Linked DNA regions of Homo sapiens: region 2 is linked to region 1. Evidence: read pairs that join two places in POLR2A ChIA-PET (ENCODE). Cell type or tissue: OCI-LY7. All regions are shown on one strand. Each heading gives the region's core, and the rest is flanking DNA. Links, peaks and the distances in the headings are about the cores only.

What was found. Peaks named below come from ENCODE experiments on the same cell type or tissue, not always from the same donor. Only the 100,000 strongest peaks of a DNase experiment are listed, where the experiment ranks them.
Region 2: POLR2A ChIA-PET joins it to region 1 with 5 read pairs; 1 of 35 experiments calls an interaction of 5 or more read pairs at or near these places.

The regions. Positions count from the first base shown.
Region 1 is chr3:57,076,444-57,087,876 of GRCh38, reverse strand. It overlaps a transcript of ARHGEF3 not described here. Among named protein-coding and RNA genes, the nearest start is that of SPATA12, 21 kb to the right of the region's middle. RefSeq lists silencers at 8,525-8,594, 9,075-9,214. In OCI-LY7, for the core only: no CTCF peak of the experiment used is centred there; no DNase peak of the experiment used is centred there; H3K4me3 peaks cover 80 bases; H3K27ac peaks cover 110 bases.
Region 2 is chr3:55,217,238-55,228,670 of GRCh38, reverse strand. The region is part of intron 2 of LOC124906243 (a long non-coding RNA gene); the gene reads left to right. It overlaps LINC02030 (long intergenic non-protein coding RNA 2030), which reads right to left and starts at 1,816. Exons shown (of 6, transcript NR_183750.1): 1 at 1,703-1,816. In OCI-LY7, for the core only: no CTCF peak of the experiment used is centred there; a DNase peak (open chromatin) is centred at 5,210; H3K4me3 peaks cover 590 bases; H3K27ac peaks cover 2,370 bases.

The sequences.
Region 1 (11,433 bases), core at 3,346-7,345:
GTGTGCTAGTAGTCCTAGGTATTCAGGAGGCTGAGGTGAAAGGATCACTTGAGCCCAGGAGTTTGAGGCTGCAGTGAACTATATGATCACACCACTTCACTGCAGCCTGGGCAACAGAGCAAGATCCTGTCTCAAAAAATTTTAAGTTAAAATTAAAAAGTTAAAAAAGAAAAAAAAAACATTGCAGCTAGTACTTTCTATTAATGTTCTCTTGGGACAGCATGAGAAGCCCTCATTTTTACCATGATATTAGAAAGCTCTCTGTTTTTACAGCTGCCTAGGGTTCTTGCAGTCCCCAACATCTGTGGGGCCCTGCCACTGGCTTTGCTTTGTTTTAGAAATACCAGTATTAGAGGAGCAAAGACCAGCTTCCTCTTACAGGCTCTAACTACAAAAAAAAAAAAAAAATTGTTGCTTTAGTTGAATAAGAACTACAGGTGATAAGCTAAGCAGGTGGAGGAGGGAGGAGACATAAAATCTATCTTTGCAGTCCTGGGCACAGTGGGTCCCCAATAAATGTGTTTCCCACTGCTCCCTCAGCATATTCTGTCCTCACTGTCCACAAGGAATGAAATCATAAGAGGCCCAAGAATAGGATAAGTTAGAGGATGCAATGAAGGGGAGAGATGGACACAAACACGGCATAAGAACTTTTGCAATGAGAAAATTCAAATGGGGCCCTTGGGATTAAAGAAAAGAAATGCAAGATCAGTGAGCTTGGCTCCCTGGCCTCTTTCTGGAAGGGACCTTGCACCATCTTTCACATTTATACATGCTACAACTGCCTTAACAGGGTTAATTCCAAAGTGTGTGCTGGGAAACAGACATAGTGATGGACATGGTACACAGTACTCCTGCCCTCCTGACTCCACCTCTTCCTATGTATAGAGTTGAGGGCAAGTCATCTAAGTGTTCTGAAACTCAGTTTCTTCATCTGTAAGATGGGCCTAATACTCACCACAAAGGGTTATTGTGAGGATTAAATGAGATGGAGTATATAAAGTACCCAAGGCTGTGCTCAGCAAATGCCAGGTACTTGGTGAATAGTAGCTATTAATTATATAATGGAAGAGCAGGTCTTGGGCTTTTTGGGGGCCATATCGGGATGGGTGGGAGACAGTTCCATGCCCACAAGGAACTTTAGGCCAAGTGCTTTGTCAGGTGATAAGTTGTATCATTTCTATCCCCTAAAAGAAAAGGGTGGGTCCATGCCTGGCTGTTGCAGAGGTGAGGGTTGAAGAGGAACTTAATTTGGCAAAATTAAGACATTAGCTCTGGGGTTCCCAATAGCTGACCACACATAGCCTGTGACAGTTGACTGTGCACCTTGAGATCTGCTGATGTTCCATTCCCCAGACTCCTTTTTTCCTGGTTGCCATTTAATCCTGATAGAGATACATTTTTCTGGACTTGCTGCTGTAAGGTCTCTGTGCCAGGCAGATGACCACTCTCCACTCTGAATGTGAACAAAGGCAGGGGTTGTTTCTCAAACCATCAGCACAAGGTCAGGGCAATTTCCCAAGTTTTAGAAATTAGTGGAGGGAGGTGGGAGGAGATCAAATAACAGTCTTCCAGAATGAGATGGCTCTGCCTGGTCTTTTTCACTCTTGCTGGTCAGAGACATTCTGGGGAGTGGGCAGACATCAGCCTCAAAACAAACCATAGACTTCCTACCAGGTTGGGCAAGGCCAGGCCAGAGGAAACTTGTAGAAAAGAAAGGCAGGAGCATGCCTGGCAGCTGAATGCAAATACAGTCAGGTCCTGCCTTTGGTTCTGTATCTCTGGAGGTAGATATGCTTCAGTATCTTGCACACCTGTGTATAATTGTGTGTTATTATTCATGAGATGAAAATTAGCATTGTGATTAAAGTTGAGGCAGGCTTTGGTCTGAGGCATCTTGAACTTAGATCTCAGTTTGCCATTTTCTGTGTTTCCCTAAGCAGGTGCCTTGCCCTGTTTAGGACTTATTTTCTCCATCTAGAAAACAGTTAATAATAGGGCCAGGCACAGTGGCTCATACCTGTAACCCCAGCACTTTGGGAGGCCGAGGTGGGCGGATCACCTGAGGTCAGGAGTTCGAGACCAGCCTGGCCAACATGTTGAAACCCCGTCTCTACTAAAAATACAAAAATCAGCTGGGCATGGTGGCATGTGCCTGTAGTCTCAGCGACTCAGGAGGCTGAGGTGGGAGGATCACTTGAGCCTGGGAAGTGGAGGTTGCAGTGAGCCGAGATCGCACCACTGCACTCCAGCCTGGGCGACAGAGCAAAACTCTGTCTCAAAACAACAAAACAAAACAAAAAAACAGTTAATAATTCAGTACCTAATGGGTCTATTTTGAGGCTGGGTGAAATTCTGGGCACAAAGGATGGCACGCAGAAAGCCCCTGTTCCTATAGGGATGAGTCATGGGGGCAGGTTAGGAGGTGTACAGTTACGAAATGGGATTTCTCCTGAATGTCTCCCTTGGCCCTGGCCTGGGTAGCTGATGGCGTAGCTAACTGAAATGGAATCCCTGCCTCCTGGAGGTCTCAGTTCCACAGGGCAGCTGGGAATGGTCTTCAAGGGAGATGGGTACTTGATCAGATGTCACTTTCTGCTGAAAACCACTAGTGGCCCTGGAAGTGAATACCGAATCTCTTATGTGATGCCTTGCTGACTTCTCCTCTCTGTGTCCCTTCTTTCTCTGATCATACCAGACTGTTGAAATTCCTCACTCCTGTGTTCCTGCCCCGGGTTCTTTGCATGTGCTGTTTCTTCTACCTGAATCACCCTTTCTCAGTCTCCATCCCTCCTTTGCAATGAGACCTTCCCTGTCTACTGTCCACCTCTAGTCTAGGTCCTGACATGTGTCTTCAGGAACCTCTTGCTCACTAGAATGTTGCTTCATGAGGGGAGGCCGTATCCCTTGCGGAGGCCTTCCATCTGGACTGGACTCTTGTTTTACTGCTTTAACCAGCTTGCACCCCACCCTACCACTGAGTAGTCACTGGGGCAAGTCACCTCATCTCCCTGGTTCTCAGTTTCCTCATCAGTCAGACGAAGGTAAAAAAATGTACCTGCCTCATGGGGTTGTTGTGAGGATAAAGCAGGGGATGGGAGGGGATAGCCCGCTCAGTGCCTGGCACATGACAAGTGCTCAAAAACATTACTATCTGTTTTAGCTGTCATCAAGATAGGGAATAATAGTGTTTTTTTCTTTTCTTTCTTTATTATTTTTATTATTTATTTAACAGGGTCTCACTGTGTCACCCCAAGCTGCAGATCCACTCACTACAGCCTCAACCTCCCAGGCTCAAGCGATCCTCCCACTTTAGCCTCCTGAGTAGCTGGGACTATAGGCCTGCGCCACCATGCCCCACTGATTTTTGTGTTTTTTTGTAGAGATGGGGTTTCACCATGTTGCCCAGGCTGGTCTTGAACTCCTGGGCTCAAGCAATCTACCTGCTTTGGCCTCTCAAAGCGCTAGGATTACAGGCATGAGCCATGTGCCCGGCTGAGAAATAACAGTTATTAGTAAATTTAAAAGGCTCCCTAGAAGAGAAAACTGCATCTGTGCCTCACTTTGCAAATTGGAACATGGCTCCCATCCATTTACCATGATCCCAGAGTGGAGAACGACTGGGCTGTTTTATGTATTTCCCCCACAAGGCTCTGTTATCTCAAGGTTTTACACCCTGTGGTTCCTGTCCTCAGACTGGATAATAGCTTGCTATAGACACAGGTTTGGTTAGCGACACGAGCCGTATCAGAATTACCAATGTGTGTTGGATGCCTGCTACTATGCCATGCATTGCATAGTGCCTGAGCTCCCCTCAGCCTCCCAAAGGGACTTTGGAGCCCATGTCCCACCTCAGGACAGGGCTCAAGTTGTATTTGAACTCAGGTATTTCCCACTCCACAGCCTCTCTCTGTCTTCCCACTCCCCAGCTCAGCCTTGCTCCTCAGGTTTTCTAACCCAGATTATGAAAGCAGAAAGGACTTGCTTCCAAAGAAGGCTTTTAGTAGCACTTGAAGAGCATTGCTTAGGCCTGAACAATAAGACTGACACCCAGGCCAGGCGCAGTGACTCACACCTGTAATCCCAGCACTTTGGAAGGCCGAGGCGGGCGGATCACGAGGTCAGGAGTGTGAAACCAGCCTGACCAACATGGTGAAACCCCGTCTCTACTGAAAATACAAAAATTAGCCGGGTGTGGTGGCGTGGGCCTGTAATCCCAGCTACTCAGTAGGCTGAGGCAGGAGAATCACTTGAGCCCGGGAGGCAGAGGCTGCAGTGAGCCGAGATCGCGCCATTGCACTGCAGCCTGGGTGATACAGTGAGACTCTTGTCTCAAAAAAAAAAAAAAGACCGATACCCAGACACATCACCATCCCCTGGGTGAAGACTGCAACCGGACACGGCACACCTTTCAAATGCCAAAAAGTGGGGGAGGGGGAGCATCTATACAGTGCATTGCTACAGGCAGAGAGTTAAATGTCTCTTCCAGTAATTCCACTTCTGGGGTTTTATCTTTAGTAAGTAACTAAAAATGCGTGCTTACATTTGTTGTGCAAAGATTTTTGAGGCTGGATATGGTGGCTCATGCCTATAATCCCAGCACTTTGGGAGGCTGAGGCGGGTAGATTGCTTGAGTTTAGGAGTTGGTGACCAGCTTTGGCAACATAGTGAGAACCTGTCTCTACAAAAAAATACAAAAATTAGCTGGGTATGGTGGTGCACGCCTGTAGTCCCAGCTACTTGGGAGACTGAGGTGAGAGGATCACTTGAGCCTGGGAGGTCAAGGTTGTACTGAGCTGAGATTGTGCCACTGCACTCCAGCCTGGGCAAGACACCGAGACCCTGCCTCAAAAAAAAAAAAAAAAAAAAAAAAAAAAAAAAAAAAAAAAAGATTTTCAGGCCGGAAGTGGTGGCTCACACCTGTAATCCCCGCTTTGGGAGGCCAAGGTGGGTGGATCACTTGAGGCCAGGAGTTTGAGACCAGCCTGGCCAACATGGCAAAACCCCATTTCTAATTAAAAAAAAAAATTAGCTGGGCATGGTGGTGGGTGCCTGTGATTCCAGCTACTCGGGAAGCTGAGGCACGAGAATCACTTGAACCTGGGAGGTGAAGGTTGCAGTGAGATCACATCACTGTATTCCAGCCTGCGCAACAGAGTGAGGTTCTGCCTCAAAAAACAAACAAACAAAAAATTCATTACTAAGCATTATCCTGATAACGAGAAATGAGGAACAAACCAAGTACCAGTCGGAATTGATTATAAGAGGGCACATGCATACAATGGACCAAATGGCCTTTAGCAATCATGTTGTGGGAGAATATTTCACGACAAAGGAAAGCATTCACAATATGTTAAATGAAAAATAAAGGACACAGATTAACAGTGGTTACTGCTGGATGGTGTGATTGTGGGTGGGTTTTCTTATTCTTTGTACCTCTGCTATTTTCTATATTGCTTTACAGTGAGTAGTGTTACATAAGCAGAGGGTTTTAAATGTAAGGTTACACACAACAGACACTCAGCAAGTGTTCAAGGTACCCAGTGGTTACTAGGTGGCTGGGGCCAGTCATCTCAGAGTCCCACCCTTGACCCTGGTTGTGCCTTCTCCTGCGGCTGCTTTCCCTGAAGGTGCTACCCAGCCCCTTGCCCTGGCCCCTCTCCATTGCTTTTCTGCCTGGTGTCAGTCACAGCTCATCCTTTGCCCATCCAGGTGGGGGTTTCTTGCAGAAACCCTGGCTTCCCCAATTGATGATTTTGTTAAGTAACTGCCCTGATCCCACCCTAGCCTGATTTTTTTTTTTTTTTTTTTTTTGAGATAAGGTTTCTCTGTTAGCCCGGGTTGGAGTACAGTGGTGTGATCATGGCTTACTGCAACCCCAAACTGGGTTCAAACAATCCTCCTGCCTCAGCCTCCTGAGTAGCTGGGACTACAGAAACACACCACCACGCCGAGCTAATTTTTAAATTTTTGGTAGAGACAGGGATCTCACTTTGTTGCCCAGGCTGGTCTTAAACTCCTGGCTTCAAGTGATCCTCCCACTTTGGCCTCCCAAAGTGCTGGGATTACAGGTGTGAGCCACCGTACATGGCCTTCTCATCCTGTCTTGTAGTTTGGGGAGAGGGAACTGAACTTAAGAACGGGCCCTTATGAATAAACTGACTATTTCAAGGAGAAGAGATGACTGACCATCAGAGGCTTCTGGAGTCTTCACCAGTTTCCAAACTTTGTGGATAGACATCCACATTTCCTGCCTATCTTCTCTCTCACCCCATAAAGGACTGTCTTTGGGTGTATCACCTCTCCCCCCACAGACTCTCAGTCTGAGTCTAGGAACGAAGTCCTCCCCAACCCTAAGCCCACCTCAGGGCCAAGCACAGCATGGATAGGAGAGGGTGGGAGAGCTGCACATAGAAACCTTGTGGGTTAAATTGCTGTGTTGCTAATCTAAATATCCTACTTGCAGATGTGTCCTGCTTTCCGGAAATCCTGAATTATAAAACAGAGGAAGTCAAGGCATTTGCCTTTAGTAATAATAAAAAGGCACATTGCCTTTGGCTGTATATAGGAGACTCACTTGCCACATCATCTTTCACTCAGCAGCCAGTGTGATGTCTTCAAACTGTAGCTCACATCCCATCATGTCTCTGTCTGAACCTTTCGGTGGACAAGGTCTAATGTCTCACTTTGTCCATCAAGGCCCCTCCAGCCTCTTTCTCCCCTTACCTCCCCCGTCCATGGACTTCCAGCAGTGTGACCTGTGCTCTGCCTGGGCCAGTACTTCTTCCAGGTGTCTGTCACCACATCCTGATCCCTTGCTGCCTGGTGAGGGGTCAGTCGACTATCTCCCTCATCAGCTCATAAGCTCCATAAGGTCAGGGATAGTGTCTATCTTGGTATCCAGTCACTACTGTCCCCAGAGCCTAGCACAGTGTGTGGCATGTAGTAGATGCTCAAATAATTGTTAAATTGAATCTCATGCAAAGAAAACTTTTCTCTTTGACAAGCTTGCCTGGGTAGAACACCAGGTGTTGGCTGGCGGATCTGAAGGGACTGCTGGGCTCAGATGAGGGAGCAGGCTCTTCAGAGAGAGGAGAAGCCCTTTGCTTAGTAAATGTAATTACTTGATAAACACGCCTGGTTGTCGTAGGGATCTTCTGCTTTAGGGAGGAAGGAGAATGACAAAAGGGTTCTTGGGGAAAAGGTTGAGGACTAGGGGTCTGGACACAGGAGTTGTCCTTGGAAACGGAGTACTGGAGAGAGTGTGTTCCCTGAATAGGAAACTGGTGGGTCATAACGCATTGAGTCTGGGGTCAAGGAACCCCCAGAAGCTGTAGTGGGATGAAGTTGCAGCTGTTGGAACAGAAGTTGGTTTGCTCAAGATGCCCAGTTTCTGGCCCAAAAGGTGGGCTGCAGGCCAGGAAGAGGCCACCCAGCACTGCAAGGCTGAGCACTTGCAACAGAAGGCAGAGGTTGCTGTGAAGTAAGTCTGGAAGATCTGCATCCCAGCTGCTGCTGTCACTACAGGTGGTCTCCCAGGGAGCTCTCAACCCTCACACCCTTCCTGCACCTGCGCAAGAGTCTTAGTACTTTGGGCTGATGCTCTTTCCTCTGTAAACAGGGGCCAGACTGTGATCCTCTGGCTCTGGGGGCTGGCTTCACCTTGCTAAGCTTCGATTTCTTCATTTGAGAAGCGGGCCCGCACAGGCCCTCCACCTTAAAGGCTGTCGTTAATGTTAACTTCGATCAAGCACCTAAAATGCACCGCTGGCACATGGGGGGAACCGATGAATTTTTTATTTTTAGCATCAGAGTTTACACTTTCTTGAGCCCAGTAACTACAGTCTGGGGCATTCTTTATTTCTGATTTTAAGAGGTGGTGAAGACCGTAGGCGTTCATCTGTTGAATGAATGAATGCCTGCAGAAACTCGCTTTATTTAGAGTCCCATATTTATTTCCGTATGCACGACCCAGGCCCCTCACTTTCAGGCTCTGCGTCCACCTACAGGCCGGCGATTCCTGAGAGCTTGCTGGGCGCCGGGGTTCACGCAGCTCCAGGCTCGTCCTCATTCTCACCTCCACCGTGGAGGAAAGTGAGGCTTGGGCAAGATCTGACACACCCAAGATCAGCCCAGCGGTGGGGGTGGGGGCGCCGCGTGCAGGCTCTGGCCCTGGACCGCTAGGGTAGCCCCTACCACCCCGGCACGAGAGTCCACTCCCACTCGGGTACCTGGCCCTTGACCCGCCCTCGGGGTTTCCGCGGCGCGTTCTCTGGCGGGACAGTGGGAGCGAGGGGCAGGGCTGTTTACCCCTCCTCCGACTCGGTCAATTCTCTCCGCCTGAGTCTGATTTAGGTGGCGGCGGGGGAGGGATGTCCTGGGGCCTCCGCTCTCCTCTTTCTAGCCTCCCTGTAGACCTAGGCCGTGCATGGGGAGCTGGGGTGTCGAGCGGTGGCCGGGCGTGGCCACGTCCAAGTCCTGCGTCGCCCGGCTCCGGCGCCCGCGGGGGTCCCCGGCCCGCCTCCCGCCCACGTGGCCGGCCCGGCCTCCCCGCCCCCGGCCCCGCCCAGCCCAGGGGAGCCGCCGCCGCAGCCGCCGCCGCCGCGGTGAGTTTTCCAGCCTGGAGAGGCCGAACCAGCGCGGGGGTCGAGGTGAGTGCGGGAAGCAGTCGGGAAACCCGCTCCCGCGCTAGACCCTCCCCGGCTAGACACCCCTTTGGCGGGACACCCCCGCTAGGTCTCCCGGAGTGAGACCGTCTTCCGGTCTAGTCCCTCCTTTGCCCTGGTCCCCGAGCTGGACCCCCACTCCCACCTCCGAGTTACCCTGCTAGGTCTCGGCGTCCCCGGCGGGCCCTGAGCGCTCCCTGGTCTGGGGTATGCCCAGCGCACGGGGGCGCACTGGGCGCAGCGCAGGTGGGCAGTGCCACCGCCAGCCTCGACTAGCCGTCGCTCCTGCTGGGGACCCTGACTCTGTTCCCCGGGTAGCCCCTTGAGCGAAAATTCCCGGAGCCACTTCCGGGGAGGGAGGTGCCACCTGTCCTGGGACGCGCCCCTTTCGCTCAACTTTCTTCTCCAGCCCCGCGGGGCACCCGCAGGTCAGCGTCGCGTCGGGCGCTGCTGGTGGCGGCTCACAGGGCCGCGGGTCACTTCGCGGCGGGGGAGCCGGGCTCAGGGCGCTCCGGGCGGCGGGCGCCGTCCCAGCCTGCCTGAGGCCCTTGTCCCGGCGGCTGCATCTTGTAAACCGAGCAGCCAGAAAATCCCGAGATAGGACACCAGGGTGGAGGACGCCAAGGGGTTAAGGTCAGCGTGGGTGCCTCGCAGCCAGAGACGGGTGAGCGTTTTCTGAGGCTGGAAGCTGATTGAGCCGAGTGGAAACGGGTTCCCTTGGGCTTTGCGGTGGTGGAGAGCTGCTCTTGCACTATCAGCAGCCCCATCACGGGCTTGAATGTTGCGGAAACAGAGCGCCTTGTTCTTAGAGGACTCGGCTTGCTGGATTTATTGCCTGGCCCAGGCTTGCTTCCCGCACTGGGCGAGGACGCGAGAACTGCCAGACGGTAGTTGCCCTGAATGTACCGGTAGAAACTTATTTTTAAGCGTTCCATGCACTACCCAGGTATAACCACTTTCTTCCCTGGGGTGTGGAGAAGGGGAGCTTTGCTAGGTCTTTGTCTTAGCTGTGTAGTCCTAGGCAAGTTACTTCGCTTACCTATGCCTCAGTTTTCTCATCTGTAAAGTGGGGATGATAACAGTACAAACCTTAAAGAGTTGTATAGGGATAAAGTGCTTAAAATACTGACTGGGGCAGGGTAAATCCTCTGTGTTAGCTGCTCTTGTGATTATTATCACTGACATCTAACAGCGCGTGCACAGCCCTAGCTTCTCAATGAGGTGGGTGTGCAGGCAGTTGCTCCTTCCCCTTATTCTGGTAAGGAGCTGGTGGTGCTTACACAGTAGCCATGGTGTTCCCTTCCGCACTGGGAAATTTGAGCTTTGCTGTAACACCTCCTATGGCTAACTAGCCTTGTGCAAAGTATATCTCAGAATGTGGGATTAGAGATGAACTTTGTCAAGGACACTGTTGGGAAATGGGGTCTTGGACCTTCTCTGGAAGCTCTGGGGTGTGATTGAATGTTTGCCTCTTGGTTGGGGGGAGGGTGGGTAGATTTCACTTGATTCTTTTAAGCCTTGGGTCTCCTGACAGTCTGACATTGTCTAGTCTCTGTGAGTGTGGGAGTCTATTTAAGGGTCCAGGGACCTGATCTTGTCACCTTCTCCCACATTCATTCATTTCTAGCAGATTGCCCCCTCCATCTGTAGAGTTTTCCTGGTCTGCACCCATTTGGTATCTTTCTTCTTGGCAATTTAGTTTCTGTCTTCTGAATCTCCACAGATAAGAGCTCTGAACCTGGAGCCCCACTGAACGTCCTGAAATCTACACGAGGCACTTGAAGCACAGTTATTTTTCCAGAGGTTTCCCCTTACATTGTATTTTCCATGAGGCCTGTGCCCCAGAAAAGTGGACTCTGAACTTCTGGTAGGAAAGTGGAGGTTCTTGCCCCGTTACATCTCAATTCCCTACAAACTGGGGGCTGCCCTTTGTGCCCCCTCCCAGAACACACTTTTCAGTGGGCAATACAGGTCAGCCTTGACTTGGTCAATTAGGGGAAAGAGAGGCAGGCTGTGAGGTTAGGGACTGTTGGCCTGTGGTGAGACCTTTAGGCTGGGATGCAATTCATGAACATTTGAGTTCAAGTTTTCAGAAGACTTCTCAGGGCCTTTGCACACGCTGTTCCCTCAACCTAGCATCACTTCTTCCATGCCAGGCACTTTCTTGCCATTTTGCTCAGATGTCTCCCCTGTACAGATGGTTTTTCTGACCACTCTGTCCAAAGCAGCCCCTCCCCCATTAGTTTCTATCACACTCTTTCTTGTATTTTATTCATAGAGCTTGCCCGGGATGATCTTATTCATACATTGATTTATAGGTTTATTGTGTGCATCCACCAAGGAGAATGTAGGATTCAAGAGGACAGAGGTGTGTTGTCCTGTTGACTACTGACTCCTGCTCCATGGCATACAGCGGGTGCACAATAACTGTCCTGAGTGAATGAACACCCATTGACTGAAGTGAGGTGAGTCTAGAGAGTAGTGAAATGCAAAGGAACTGGTTGCTTGTCAGGAGCTCAGGGTTGAAAGTGACCATTAATGTAGCATACTTTCACCTCCAGATTAAATCACCTCTGCAACACCTCTTCCTAGTTACTGTTTAACCTAAGCTTGAATCCTCTAGGCACAGGGAACTTGTCATCTCCTGCAATAGCCTGTTCCACTGGAGGAGAGGGGACAGAGAACCATTGGAGGAGAGGGGGCAGAGAACCAGATGTAGTCCCTGTACCACACTGTTGAGGACGAGATGTGGCCTCCTGCATGCTAT
Region 2 (11,433 bases), core at 2,940-6,939, 1.9 Mb after region 1:
TCACTGGAGTATTCAATTCAGTAGCCTCTCCTTGCTGTCTTTGCAGTATTCTGACATCATTGACCCTTTCTTCCCTGACATTCTCTCTTCCTTTGACATCAGCAAGAAAAATCCTAGAAGGCTGTGTAACTGTAGTTAAGGGCACAGACTGGATTCAGCCGGGTTATCGGGGTTCCAATCTCAGCCCTATACTTAACTAGCTGTGGGACTTTGGACAAGTTAATTAACCTCATTGTCCTCATCTGTAAAGTGGGAGTAAGGGTAGTACTCACCTCTTGGAGTGGCTGTGTGTCCCCTGCCTGTTAACTTGGTCACCTTTGAGAATCAATGTTTAATTTTGATGCCCGAGCTAAGTCATTGGTTTTTCTCTTTAGAGTTTATGTTTTGGAGTCTTGATTAAGAAATCCTTTCCTATTCCAAAGTCATAAAGATATTATTTACACTTTCTTCATTAATTCTATACTTTTAACTTTCACATTTGATTCTTATTGCATATAGAGTTTATTTTTTATTTGAAGGGAAGTAGCAATTAAATTTTAATTTGCCATAGAGTGAGGTTATTTACCAAATAATCAGTTCTTTCTCTCATTGATTCGTGATGCCATTTTTGTAATATGCCAAGTTCCTGGAGGCACCCGGGAGTCCACATGAGTATTCTGATCTGCTACCTTTGTCTTCAGTCCTGCCCCTATTTTATTGCCATACTATCCTAATTACTACTGCTTTTTAATATTTCTTAATACCTGGCAGGAAGAATCTTCGTGCTCTTCTCTTTCAAAATATTATTTAATATCTACAGACCTTTATTTATCCATACATATTTTAGAATCTATTTTTTAAAAAAAACCTTGAAATTTAATTGGAATTGCATTAATTTTCAACTTAGTTTGAGAAATATTGATAACATTCTAATGTTGAATTACCCCAACCCTGGGCATGATCCTTATGTAGGCCTCCTTTTATGTCCTAGAATAAAATTTAACATTTTTCATAAAGATCCTGTGTAGTCTTTATTAAGTTAGCTAAGAGATAATCCCAGTTTAATTGATAATTCAAGGTAGAATTTTTTTTTCTCTCTTTTTTTGAGACGGAGTCTCACTCTGTTGCCCAGGCTGCAGTGCAGTGGCATGATCTTAGCTAACTGCAACCCCCATCTCCTGGGTTCAAGCTATTGTCCTGCCTCAGCCTCCCAAGTAGTTGGGATTACAGGTGCCACTACTACACCTGGCTAAGTATTTTTGTATTTTTTTTTAGTAGAGGCGAAGTTTCACCATGTTGGTCAGACTGGGCTTGAACTCCTGACTCAGGTGATCTGCCAGCCTCAGCCTCCCAAAGTGCTGGGATTATAGGCGTGAGCCACCGGACCCAGCCACAAGGTAGAAAATTTGACAATTCAAATTATCTTATACTTTTGAATAGAAATTTGCTTTAGTAGGTGCACATTAGTAGTGTTATTGATTTTTATTCTCTTATTGTTTTCCAAATTTTTTTTTTGTTTTTGTTTTTGTTTTTGTTTTGAGACAGAGTCTCACTGACTTTGTCACCCAGGCTGAAGTGCATTGGCATGATCTCATCTCACTGCAACGTTAGCCTTCCTGGTTCAGGCAATTCTCCTGCTTCAGCCTCCCTAGTAGCTGGGATTACAGGTGTGTGCCACCACTAACAGCTAATTTTTATATTTTTAGTAGAGACGGGGTCTCACCACATTGGCTGGGCTGGTCCCAAACTTCTGACCTCAAGTGATTCACCCATGTTGACCTCCCAAACTGCTGGGATTACAGGCATGAGCCACCGTGCAGCCCCAGATGTTTTGAATAATGGTTGTTATGGTGATAATTCTTTTCTTTGTCCTGACCTGAAAAAAAATAGTTCTAAAATCTTGTAAAGCGTATTCATTAAAATGATGTTTTCAATGAATTTTGATAGATAAACTTTATCAGATTACGGAAATTCCTTTATAGTCTAGTTTTCTAAAGTTTTTTTTTCCAGAAATGGATGTTGAACTTATTTTTGGCTTTTTTAATTTTTTAATTTTTAATTTTAACTTGTATGGGTATATAGTAGGTGTATATTTTTATGGGGAACATGAGATGTTTTGATACAGGTATGCAATGTGAAATAATCACATCGTATAAAATGGTTCATCCATCCCCTCAAGTATTTATCCTTTGTGTTACAAACAATCCAATTATACTCTTTTGGCTATTTTTAAATGTATAATTAAATTATTATTGACCATAGTCACTCTGTTGTGCTGTCAAATACTAGACCTTATACATTCTTTCTAACTATTAATATTTTTTGTACCCATTAACCATCCTCATCTCTCCATGTTGAAATTTACTGCATGCTTTCTCTATTACTATTGCAACCTTAAACTTTATTAGTCTATTAAAAAGAAGTTATATTGCTGGGTTTTCTTATTTTAAGCCATCCTTGAGTCATGGTCATTTTAATATACTTTCAGAAATAAATAGGATGTATTTTATTGAAGATTTAAAAAATTAAGTTTAGAAGCTGACTTGTGCTATTATTTTTGTCATGTACTTGTTTCGTGTGACTTGGCTGTTAGAATTATACTAGCCTCAGCCAGGCGCGGTGGCTCACCCCTGTAATCCTAGCACCTTGGGAAGCCAAGGCAGGTGGATTATCTGAGCTCAAGAGTTTGAGACCAGTCTGGGCAACACGGCAAAACCCCATCTCTACTAAAATACAAAAAATTAGCCGGGCGTGACGGTGTGCATGTGTAATCTCAGCTACTCGGGAGGCTGAGGCAGGAGAATTGCTAGAAGCTGGGAGGCAGAGGTGTCAGTGAGCTGAGATTGTCCCACTGCACTCCAGCCTGGGCAACAGAGTGAGACTCCATCTCAAAAAAAAAAAAAAAAAAAGAATTATACTAGCCTCACAAAATAATCTGTCCAGACTTCGTCATTTTTGACTTTTTGGGACAACATGTATAACAACTGCATATTCCTTACCTCATCTCTAAAACCCTCTATGCGTGTCATTTTGGAGTAGGAGCGAATTGATTATCACTTTAATTTCTTTAAATAATACAAGTTTATGTACATTTTAACATTTTTTATAAACATTGTTTTTTCTAGGTTTGCAAATATATTAGAATATGACTGATATTATTTAACTTGTCCCTATATTTATTCCGTATTCTTTATTTCATCTCCCTTTTTCCCTGTTTTTTGAAAAAAACTGTTACCAGAGAGGGTTATTTAGTAGTCATCTAAAAAGTCTGACTTTTGTGTGTTAAGATCTGTATTTGTTTATTGTTATACTCATCTCCATTTTATCGATTTATGCCTCTTCATATTGCCATATTTCTTATTTGGGGAGGCTTGCTCTATTTTCCTTTTTCTACCATCTTTAAATAACCACTTAGCTTATTAATTTTCAATCTTTATTTTGAGAATATATTCAAAGCTATAAACTGTCCTCTGAGAACTGTGTTAGCTACATCCCACAAATGCTGACATAAATGGCTTTCATTGTCATTAAGCAAGAAGTCTGCTGCAATTCCTCCTTTTGTTTTCTATTTTACCCACGGTCTACCTGGTAGTAGATTTTGTTTTGTTTTGCTTTTTCTTAGATTTCAGACACACTAATCTTTTTTTCAGTCAACTCTATTAATTTTAAATTGTATTACATTGAAGTTAGAGAATATTGTCTAGAATTCAGACAATAGGAATATACTGAGACTTTGGTCTGTAGCATATGATCTGTTTCTGTGACTGATAAATTTATTCTAGAACAAAAATGTATATTCTGTGTTTGGGTGCAAAGTTCTATATAAATTTGTGTGTATAATTTGGTAATTATTTTATTGTCATCTTCTCCATTTCAGTTTATGTTGATTGGATATAGTATGTCAGTTTCTGAGAGCAATGATTTAAAATCTCCAATAACTTTTTACTTCTCTCTCTTGTTTCTGTCATCCATTGCTTTGTGCATTTTGCTCTCAAAATTGTGAATGCTTGTAGATTATTTTTTAAATTTAAATGCAGCGTCTCTCTTCATTCCCTGTGATTTTTAAAATCTTGCATATCTGAAATGCTCTTTTGATTCATATTTGTGTGGCATATCTTCTTCTATCCTTTATTTTTCTCAATTCTCTGTCCTTTTATTTGAAGTGTATCTTTTTCCAAATTATATAGCTGGGTGATGTTTTGATTTTTGTTTTAATTTAATTTGAGAATCCCTGTCTTCTGTTAAGTATGTTCATTTTATTCATATTATTTATAATATTGAATTAATTGAGGCACATTTCTGCCATTTAACATTATGATTCTTGAATGTATCATTTAAAATTTTTATTTTAAAGATCATTTCTTATTTTTCATGAGCAGTTTATTTTTAAAGTTACTAATTCTATTTCTGTTTTCCCACTAGTAAGCCTCAAACTTTTTAGGACTCACACTTTTATTTATTTTTTCTTACAATGCTTCAAGCTGATAAATATTTATATCTTCTCCTTTACAAATGACTAATATCCCCTTACCTACTTTAGTCTCCCTCAATTCCTATTTTTATATCACCCCTGTAGGAAATTTCAACTTTAGAATTTTGTTAATTTTGAATTTATAAGGCACAATATATCCCTTTAGACTCATTTAAGTATATAAGAGAAAAGATCTTCTCTTTAATGTTCCTTTACAGTTTATTCACTTATTATATCTGCTTAATAAAATTTGCTATGAGGATAAAGTGAGAAAATTCATATAAATTGTTTAGAACAACTCCTGAATTCCAGCAAGTTTTCTTATGATTGCTTTCTGGTCTCAAGAAATTTGTATAATATTTAAAAACATAAAACGATATAATTCAAAGGTCTCTTGGACAACAAATAATAGAGAAGTTTCTAACCTAATGATTCACTGTGAATCCTGCAGAATTTTATGTAACACTATGTGTACATGTTATATATTTGGACAGGCATGCAACATTTTTCTGAAGAACATGGCTTTAATCATACGCTCAATGGATTTAATAACCCAAAACAGATTCTAGTTTAATCCATCCACCTCATTTTAAAGATTTTAAACCGAAAGCAAAAATTAAAAAAAAAAAGAGAGAGATATTTATTTAGGATGTCACAGGAAGTTGTTGGCAGAGCTCAGAAGTACACGGTGCTAGACTTTTAGGTCCAGAAGAGCAGTGACTATCTGGCCATCTCAAAGTTGAATCTCAAGAACCTACCATACAGCTGAGCACAAAATAGACCATCAGTACATACTGGTTTGAGGAAGAAATATTCAAATGAAAGACTAGCACCAGAATCAGGATGTAGCTGAACTACTTAAATCCCAGGATGCAATTTATATCTCAGCACTAAAAACTGCCCTTTTAAATTTAGCCATCAGAACTCAGAAAAAAAGATTATAAAATAAAAAGTAAGTCCTTCATTGCATGTTAAAATTAGAGAAATTAGAGACATAGCATTTAAGTTTACAAAATCATCTTATAGCTAAGTTTTTATTCAACTTGGTTTTGTTTTCCAATTTAGTTTCACCATCTGCATTTAAGTGACCCTTCCATTTGGCAAAGCAGATATTTATTTTAGAACAAATCAGGAGACTTTCACTTCCAGGAAAAAAGAATAGATACTTTTCATTATTTCCCCAATTAAGTCAAATAAAAACTGAATGTAAAATAAGCATAAGGTGAAGATAAGAAGACAAACCAGCTGGAGACCTTGGGTCTCAAAAGGCAGTGAGTTCCCTGGGTTTTCTCTTTGTCTCATTTAGCCTGGACTTGTAGCTGAAGAAACCAGCAGCATGGAAACATCAATAATCAATAGACACAGCCCCCAAAAAATTAAAAAATTCTAAACAAAAGCCCCATTTTCTAACCAAGATATCACAAAAGGGACAGCCAGCCTACCAAGACAGAATACTTTAAGACAATAACTGTTCTACTCTAGCCAAACATCACAGTAAAAACAGAGACCCCAACTCCACTCTTGCTAGGAAAGACTGAGTGGGGACTCTAGATGTTTACCAGGAAGTAACAAGACACCTCAACACCCTTGCAGAAGTAAAGTCAGAGAAGACTGAGTAGGAAGCCAGAACTCCTGCCAGTGACACCTTCCTTCTTCCCTGCCATGATGTCAAAGAAAACCTTGTAATGAAGCACCTCTACTCCTTTCCACTAGAGTGGTATCAGAGAAGGCCTAGAGGAGAATCAGGACATTCACCATCACTCAGCAGCAAAGAGGTCACTCTCCCACAATGTCAGTGGAGGGCACATGGGGAGCAGTAGTGAAGCACTCCTGTTCCTCCTACCAGGGTGGTATCAGCAGAGGCCTGGTGAGGAGCCAGGAGCAGTCATAAGGGGACTTTACTTCCTCAGGTGACAACAGAGGCTAAGTGGGAAATCTTGATGCCTACCCAACCTTGCACTAAGAAGACAGTCCCTTTGTACCTCTGCTGAAGTGGCATCACACACACACACACACACACACACACACACACAGCTAAAACAGAAGGTTTAAATAAAGTTCAGAATCATAATACCAAAAATGACCTTGTTTCAATAAAATATTATTCAGCATACTAAGAACTGAGAAAATCTCAACTGTAATGAAGAAAGACAATCAATAGATAGAGATATGAATATGACAGAGGTATTAGAATTATCTCACAAGGATTTTAAAGCAGTCATAATAAAAATGCTTCAAAGAGCAATTACAAATGTTGATAAACAATTTTTTTAATGTAAAATGAAAAGTCACAGTGAAGAAATAGAAAAGTCTCAGAAAAGAAATACAAAGAAGAACCAAATGGAACTTCTGGAACTGGAAAATACAATAACTGAAATTTTCAAACAACAAAAATTTCAACAGATGGGCTTAATAGCAAACTAGCGGGCACAGAGGAAAGAATCAGCAAACTTAAGAGTAGAACAATGTAAGTTACTTAATCTGGACAATGGAGAAAAAATAAGCTTAAAACAAATGAACTTCAGGAACCTGTGAGACTATAACAAAAGATCTGTTTGTGTCATCAGAGTCCCAGAAGGACAAGACAATACAACAAGACTTAAAAATAGTCCCAAAAATTATGATTGATAACTTTCTAATTTGGCATAAGACATATGCCTACAGTTTCAAAAATTAAGAGAATCTCACAGAGAATAAACCCAAAGAAATCCAAGACACATAAAACTTCTGAAAACTAAGATAAAAAAATTGTAGAAGCTGCAAGAAAGAAACACCATCTTACCTACAGAGTAAAAACCATTTAAATGACTGTAAATTCTCATCAGAATCCATGGAGGATGTAAGGATGTGGCCCCAAATATTCCAAGTGCTGGAGGAAAAAAAAATACCAATATAGATTTATATATCCGCAAAAATACTCTTCCAGGAATGGATAGGACATCATGTCATTTTCATAGGAAGCCAGCATTAAGAGAATTTTGTCACCAAAAAGACCTACCCTGAAATAATAAGTAGAGGAAATTCTCTTAACAGAAAGGAAATGATAAGAGAGGTTTCCAAACATGAAGAAAAAAGAAAGAACAACTGCAAGAGTAAAAATATGGGTAAATGTTCCTTCTCCTCTTGGATTTGTGAATTATGCTTGACAGAAAAGCAAAAATTCTAATACTATTCAATGCAGTTCTAAATGTTTGTATGGGAAATATTTAAGACAATTATTTTACATTAAGACAATTTTATTATAAATGTGGAGGTAAAGGGGGTAGGGTTTCCATATTCCACTAGAACTGTTACAATGATTGTAATAAGTTATGTATATGTAATGTAAAACTTCAGGAAACCACTCAAAATCTATACAAAAATTTACTTTTAAAACAAAGATAAATCATCATGTTATTTTTAAAATGTCAACTAATCCACAGGAAGGCATTTTAAAAAAAGAGAAATGAAAAACAGAACAAACAAAACAAAAAATGGCAGACTTAAACTCTAACATATCAATAATTACATTAAACGTGAGTGGCCTGCAAAACAGGAACTGAAAGACAGAAATTGGCAGGGTGGATTAAAAATGATAACACATCTGAATGATTAAAGAACAAGACCCAAGTATATGCTGCCAAAAAGAGACTCACCTCACCTGAAGGACACACATAGACTGAAACTAAAGGGATGGAAAAAGATACCTCATGCAAACGGAAACCAAAAGAGAATAGCAGTAATTATATTTATATCAGATAAAATAGACTTTAAGTCAAAAACTGTAGAAAGAGACAAAGAAGGTATTTATATAATAATCATAAATGGGTCGATTCAGCAAAAGTATACAACAATTGTAAATATATATGCACCCAACACTGAAGCATCAAATATATAAAACAAATAGTAATAGATCTAAAGGGAGAGATAGATTGCAATACAATATTAGTAGGGGACTTTAGCACCCACACTTTCAGCAATCAACAGATCATCCAGACAGAAAACCAACAAAGAAGCATCAGAGTTAAATTGCATTCTAGACCAAATGGACCTAACCAACATTTACTGAACATTTAATCCAACAGCTGCAGAATACACATTCTACTAATTAGCACATGGAACATTCTCCAGAATAGAACATATGTTAGGCCACAGAGCAAGTCTCAACAAATTTTTAAAAATCAATTGTATCAAGTATCCTTTCTGACCAGGGTAGAATAAACTAAAAATATGTAACAAAAGGAATTTTGGAAACTATATGAACACATGGAAGTTTAACAGCATGTTCCTGAACAACCAATGGGCAATAAATTAGGAAGGAAAGTTAAATAATTTATTGAAACAAATAAAAATGAAAACATAGCATACCAAGACCTATGGGATATAGCAAAAGCAATCGTAAGAGGGAAGTCATAGCAATGAATGCCTACATCAAAAAAGCATTGAAAATAAGCAACCTAACAATGCAGCTCAAGAAATGAAAAAAGTAAGAACAAACCAAACTCAAAATAAATAGGAGAAAATATAATAAAGATTAAAGTAGAACTAAACAAAATAGAGGCTAAAAAAACCCCAAAGGATCAGTGAAATGAAAGTTGGTTTTCTTAAATGATAAGCAAGATTGACAAACCTTTAGGTAGGCTAAGATAAAAAAGTGGACCTAAATAAATAAGATCAGAGACTATAAAGGAGACTTTACAATCAATACCACAGAAATACAAATGATTGTTAGAGACTTATGAACAACTATATGCAAAAAATTGGAAAACATAGAAGAAAAGGACAAATTCCTGTATGCATACAATGTGAACAGACTAATAACAAGTTATGAGATTGAATCAGTAATAAAAAGACTCCCAACAAAGAAAAGTTCAGGACTGGATAGTTCACTGCTGAATTCCACCAAACTTTTAGAATTAATATTAATTCTTCTCAAACTTTTCCAAAAAATGAAGGGAAGGGAATTCTTCTAAGCACACTCTATGAGGCCAGCATTACCCTGATCTCAAAACCAGAAAAGGACAAACAAAGGTAGCTACAGGCCAATATCACTGATGAACATAGACACAAATGTTCTAAAAAAAATACTAGCAAATCAAATCCAACAGCACATCAAAAAGATTATACACCATGATCAAGTAGGATTTATTCCAGAGATGGAAGGATGGTTTAACATACATAAGTCAATAAATGTGATAGATCATATCAACAGAATGAAGGACAATAATCATATGATCTTCTCAATAGACACAGGAAAAACATTTAATAAAATTCAACATCTTGATAAAAACTGAACAAATTAAGCATAGAACAAATGTACCTCAAAACAATAAAAGTCACAAATGGCAAACTCACAGCTAACATCATACTGAAAGAGGAAATGTTGAAAGCCTTTCCTCTAAGATCTGGAAGAAGACCAGAATGCCCACTTTTGCCACTTCTGTTTAATATAGTACTGAAACTCCCACTCAGAGCAATTAGGCAAGAGAAATAAATTAAGGGTATTCAAATTGAAAATGAGGAAGTCAACTTGTCCCTGTTTGCAGACAACATAATCTTATGTTTAGAAAAACCTAAAGACTCCACCAAAATCTGTTTGACCGAATAAACAAATTCAGTAAAGCTGCAGAATAGAAAATCAACACACAAAAGTCAGTAGCATTTCTATACACCAATTGCAAACCATCTGAAAAAAAAATCAAGAAAGCAATCCCATTTACAACAGGTGCAAAAAAATTACCTAAGTATAAATTTAACCGAAGAGGTGAAAGATCTGTTTAGTGAAAACTATAAGTCACTGATGAAAGAAATTGAAGAGGACGCCAGAAATTGAAAGCCATCCTATGGTCATGGATTGGAAGAATTAATATTGTTAAAATGTCCATACTACCCAAAGAAAACTACGTATTTAATGCAATCCCTGTCAAAATAACAATAATATTCTTCACAGAAATAGAAAAAACAATCCTAAAATTTATATGAAATCAGAAGAGACCCCAAATAGACAAAGGATTTTGAGCAAAAAGAACAAAGCTGTAGGCACCACACACAAAATATACTACAAAGCTATAGTAACCAAAACAGCATGGTACTGGTATAAAAACAGATACATAGCCCAACTGAACAGAATAGAGAACCCAGAAATAAATTTACATATTTACAGGCAAATGATTTTTGAAAAAGGCACCAAGAACATACAATGGAGAAAGGACAGTTTCTTCAATAAGTGGGGCTGGGTAAACTGGATATTCATAAACAGAAGAATGAAACTAGATCCCTATTTCTCACCATTACAAAAATCAACTTGATGTGATTAAAGACTTAAATGTAGGACCCCAAACTATGAAACTATAAGAAGAAAATATAAGGAAAATGCTTCAGGACATTGGTCTAGGCCAAGACTTTCTAGATGAGATCTCAAAAGCACAGGCATCAAAAGCAAAAATAGACAAATGGGGTTATGTGAAACTAAAATGCTTCTTCATGGCAAAGGAAACAACAAAGTGAAGAGACAACCTACAGGATGAGAGAAAATATTTACAAACTATCCATCCAACAAGGGATTAATATCCAGAATGTATAAGGAACTCAAATAACTCAACAACAAAAAGATAAATAATCCAATTTTAAAACAGACAAATGATATGAATAGATATTTCTCAAAGAAGACATACAAATGACAACAAATATATGAAAAAATGCCCAACATCACTAACTATCATGGAAATGTGAATCAACACCACAATGAGATATCATAGCATCCCAGTTAAAATGACTATTATGAAAACATAAAAGTTTACAAGTGCTGGTGATGAAGAGAAAGCAGAAGTCTTATACACCACTAATGGGAATGTAAACTAGTACAACCATTATGGAAAACAGTATGGAAGTTACTCAAGCAACCAAAAATATAAATACCATATCATCCAGCAATTCTACCACTGGGCATATATCCAAAGGAGAGGATATCAGTATATCAAAAACATATCTGGCCCTCCATGTTT